Regions from separate parts of the Homo sapiens genome. Here region 1 is linked to region 2. Evidence: read pairs that join two places in POLR2A ChIA-PET (ENCODE). Cell type or tissue: HepG2. All regions are shown on one strand.

Region 1 (2,500 bases), 170 kb after region 2:
AATGACAAGTGTGATGGGATCATCACAAGACAGGATTATCACATGACTTTAAACTTTCATACAATAATCATCAAATTTGAGAACTTCAAAGGGACTTGGTTACAGTGAAAAATATTACTATAGAATAAGCAATATCTATCCGGGTGTATCTGCTTGGCCATGGAAATAGATGACATCCATATGGAAATATAGCACCTATATTCAGTTTTTAGTCTGTGAAATAATAAACAGGCAATCATAAATTATAGAAAAAAGGGAGTTCAACTTCTTACAGTAGAGAATAAACATATATAAAGCATTACCTCCTAAGAGGTAGCACAGCCTTCATAAAGAGTTTAGGTAAATTTAAAAGTAAATTTATCTTTTCAGATCCACAATAGGCTAGCAGCAACTAGGATTTGGGTAGGGGTGGGAATTAAAGAGGGGAGGCCCAGTCTGTGCCAATCTTTGAGGAAACTGTTGTTCTCTTACTTACTTGTCTCTTGGTTCAATCATCATCCATCAGATTGGAATGATGGTTTAGGGGAGCGTGACCTAGAACCTAAATTCTCATATAATCAAATGCAAAACCTGCAGCTGATGGTGCTGTCTGCCCCAAGGGCCCAGGCTCCACACAGCACTCCCTGGTGGCTGCTCCTCACTGACACAGACGTCCAAGAACTTACCTTTTTCTTCTTTTTATGCATAGTGTTAGACTTCTTGCTATTTTTCCAAATTGATCTGAAGGTATCTGAAGAGATCTGGGGAGTGACTGTAATTTTTAAGACCGGTAGTTTACCTGCACGGGGAAAGAACATAATCATAAATAGGTAGGATATCTCACAACTACATTAGAGGGAGTGGGTCTTAGGCTTCTGAGAGAGGCATTCTCCCACATTCTTATTAGCCGAGTGACTTTCCTCTGACCTCATACCTCTTCCTTATACCTTCTTGGTGCGAGTGATGCTGACAATTAATTTACCTCTGAAGTAACTTCTTACACTTGTCCTGTCTTTCCCATTCTCACTGTCATGTCTTTTACCTGGATGATAGAGTAGCCTCCTAACCAGTTTTCCTAATCCCAAACTTCCCCAACCCCAAGCCCATCCTGGACCCTGCTTCCAGATTAATCATCTGAAAGCAACATTCTGATCTTCTCATTACCAGCTCTAATACCATTACTGGCCCTCTTTCTTTAGTAGACATCTCTTGTTTCCGCCTACCCAGCTTCCATTTCAGCTTCTTTCTGCAACAGCACTTTGAGTTTGTTTTAGGGTTCCACTCCCCTGCCCTCCAGGGTATGCACGTAGCCCAGGGATGTCTAGTGTATTTCATCTCCCTGGCACAGTGATTGGTTAACAGGTGTGCATGTGACTCATGGTCCTCCAGTGAAAGTCCAAAGAAGAGCTCCTTCTTGAGATTATTAACCAGGCAGAATGTAACCCTCTGGCTAATGCTGCTCAACTTGCCCCCATGTGGGAAAGAGCCTGCCTGAGAGTAAAGTCAACACAGCAGCAGAACTCCCAGGAGATGGAGGTGGGCGGCGTTATGTGAACCCTTGATTTCAGCTGGACTTTAAGCTAGAACCACCCTGGACTTACAGGAGTCAACAGATTTGCTTTTGTACTTAAGTCAGTTTGAATCGGTTTTGTATCACTTGAAACCCAGAGTTCTCACTGATTTTCCTATAAAATAAAGACTCAAATCCCTAATGTGTTATTACAGAGCCTGTGTCAACCCCTCCTCCATATTCTTTCCCATGGAACTCTCCCTTCTCCTCCTTCCTGCTTCTCATTTAGCCATACAGCTAGGTCCTGCTTATAAGGCCGGAGGTGCCTAACACTACAGTTTCTGGAGGCCAGGCTTCTCCAGGGAGAGGCCAAAAGCAGAAGGGAAAACAAGAAATACAGTTGAGAGGAAAAACAAGAACTTTAGAAAATAGTACTGAATTTCAGCTCCAGAGGGTAAATTGAGGTTGAAGTATGAAAATGCTTGTACAAGTATGAGGTCAAATCAGGCTGGGCACAGGAAAGAGCAGTGGAAGGCAAGGTGGATGAATATGGAAAGGAACCTGGAGGTGTAAGACAATGTGGTTTAGAATGTCACAACTTGAGGCCGGGCGCAGTAATCCCAGCACTTTGGGAGGCCGAGGTGGGCGGATCACCTGTGGTTGGGAGTTTGAGACCAGCCTCACCAATGTGGAGAAACCCCGTCTCTACTAAAAATACAAAATTAGCCAGGCATGGTGGTGCATGCCTGTGATCCCAGCTATTTGGGAGGCAGGAGAATTGCTTGAACCCAGGAGGCGGAGGTTGCAGTGAGCCAAGATCACACCATTGCACTCCAGCTTGGGCAACAAGAACGAAACTGTCTCAAAAAAAAAAAAAAAAAAAAAAAAGAATGAGCCAGAAATCAGATACTAGCACTTCCTCCTTGTCCTTTCTTCTCCTTCTTCTGGTCTGGAATGGAGAGGAGAGGTCACAGGTGTGGGAGCCACCTTGCAGCCATGAGGATAAGGGCC
Region 2 (2,500 bases):
GAAGGGGGTCTTCTTAAGAAAATTTTTTTTTTTTGTAATTTTACTAGAGATGGGGTTTCACCATATTGGCCAGGCTGTTCTTGAATTCCTGACTTCAAGTGATCCTCCTGCCTCGGCCTCCCAAAGTACTAGAATTACAGGCGTGAACCATCATCCCCAGCCGAGAAGGGGATTTTGCTCTGTTGTCCAGGCTGCTCTCAAACTCCTGGACTCAAGTGATCCTCCCACCCTGGCCTCCCAAAGTGCTGGGGTTAGAAGTGTGAGCCACCGCACCCAGTCCAAGACACATTTTTTGAAGCAGGCAAAAGATCTGAACCGAAACTTCACCAAGATGTAAGGATTGCAAAAATAAGCCCATAAAAAGTGTGTTCCAAATCATTAGTCACCAGGGAAGAGAAATCAAAACTATAATGAGCTCCACTACATACCCACCAGAATGCTAGAAATTTTAAAGACTGACCGTACCATGTAATGACCCAGAAGTGGAGCAACTGAAACTCTCACATCCTGCTGGTGGGAATGTTTTTTGTTGCTGTTGTTGTTTTTAAAAAGAAAAAGAAAAGTTTGACAATTTTTTGAAAAGTTAGCAACATGCACACCTACCAAAAGATCCAGCCAATCTACTTCTAGATATTTACCCAAGAAAAATAAAAGCCCATGTTCACACAGTAGGGAAATGTGAATGTTCAGACACTTTATTTATAATCACTGAAAACTGCAAACAACCCAAATATCCACCAACAGTTGAATTAATAAATTTGGCTATATCCATACAATGCAATACTATTCAGCAATAAGAACTGTGGATACACATGGAAACACAGATGGATCTCAAAATAATTATGCTAAAGAAAAAAGAGGCGGGACGCAGTGGCTCACGCTTGTAATCCCAGTACTTTGAGAGGCTGAGGCAGGTGCATCACCTGAGGTCAGGAGTTAGAGACCAGCCTGGCCAACGTGGTGAAACCCAGTCTCTACTAAAAATACAAAAAATTAGCCAGGCATGGTAGCGGGCACCTGTAATCCTAGCTACTCGGGAGGCTGAGGCAGGAGAATTGCTTGAACACGGGAGGCAGAGGTTGCAGCGAGCTGAGATCACGCCACTGCACTCCAGCCCGGGCAACAGGGTAAGAGTCCATCTTAAAAAAAAAAAAAAAAAAGAAAAGAAAGAAAAAAGAGACAATAACATGCACAGGAGCTGTCATCTCCTATGAGACCCTCCCCCCAAAAAAAACATAAAGCATGATTCCACATACAGACATACACCACGTAACATTTCAGTCAGTGACAGACTGCATACACAACAATAGTCCCATTAAGATCATAATAAAGCTGAAAAATTCCTATGGCCTAGTGATGTCGCAACACAATGCATTACTCACGTGTCTGTAGCAATGCTGGTATAAACAAACCTACCAGTCACATAAAAGTCTAGTATGCAACAACTGTGTACAATGCATAATACTTAATAATGATAATAAACTGCTATGGGTTTATATATTTACTATGCTATACTTTTTGTTGTTATTTTATAGTGTACTCCTTCTACTTACAAAGTTAACTGTAAAAAGCCTCAGGCAATCCTTCAGGAGGTATCCAGAAGAAGGCATTGTCATCACAGAGGACAGCCCCATGCGTGTTGCTGCCCCTGAAGACCTTCCAGTGGGGCAAGAGATGAAGGTGGAAGACGGTGATACTGATGATTCTGACTCTGTGTAGGTCTAGGCTAATGTGCATGTTTGTGTCTTAGTTTTTAACAAAAAAGTTTAAAAAGTTAAAACTTTTAAATAGAAAAAATGTTATAGAATAAGGATATAAAGAAAATATTTTTATGCAGCTGTACAATGTGTTTGTGCTTTAAAAGCTAAGTGTTATTAAAAGTATATAAAGTCGCTGGGTATGAAGGCTCACACCTGCAATCCCATAGCTTTGGGAGGCTGAGATGGGAAGATTGCTTGAAGCCAGGAGTTCGAGACCAGCCTGGGCAACATAGCAAGACCCCATCTCAATTAAAAAAAAAAATTGTAAAAAGTTACAGTAAGCTAAGGTTATTACTGAAGTAAAAAAAATTTTAATAAATTTAGTGTAGCCTAAGTGTACAGTGTTTATAAAGTCTACAGTAGGGTACAGTAATGTTCTAGGCCTTCACATTCACTCACCACTCACTCACTGCAACTGTAGTCCTGCAAGCTCCATTCAAGGTCAGTGCCCTATACAGGTATACCATTTTTTATGTTTACATGGTATTTTTACTGTACCTTTTCTATGTTGAGATATGTTTACAGACAAATACTTACCATTGTGTTACAATTGCTAACAGTATTCATCCAGTAACATGTTGTACAAGTTTGCAGCTAGGAGCAACAGTCTATACCATATGGCCTATATGTCTAGAGGGCTATGCCATCTAGATTTGTGTAAGTCCACTTTATAATGTCTGCACAACAATGAAATCAATGAACACAGCTAAGCACATTTCTCAGAAGGCATGGCTGTATTT

What was found. ChIA-PET counts read pairs that join two places held together with the same protein. Peaks named below come from ENCODE experiments on the same cell type or tissue, not always from the same donor. Only the 100,000 strongest peaks of a DNase experiment are listed, where the experiment ranks them.
Region 1: POLR2A ChIA-PET joins it to region 2 with 11 read pairs; 9 of 35 experiments call an interaction of 5 or more read pairs at or near these places.

The regions. Positions count from the first base shown.
Region 1 is chr3:141,727,569-141,730,068 of GRCh38, reverse strand. No RefSeq gene overlaps it. Among named protein-coding and RNA genes, the nearest start is that of RNF7, 9.5 kb to the left of the region's middle. In HepG2, a CTCF peak has its summit at 633 (motif pointing left); a DNase peak (open chromatin) is centred at 1,418; H3K4me3 peaks cover 454 bases.
Region 2 is chr3:141,893,849-141,896,348 of GRCh38, reverse strand. The region is part of intron 1 of ATP1B3 (ATPase Na+/K+ transporting subunit beta 3); the gene reads right to left. Among named protein-coding and RNA genes, the nearest start is that of ATP1B3, 18 kb to the right of the region's middle. In HepG2, no CTCF peak of the experiment used is centred here; a DNase peak (open chromatin) is centred at 1,348.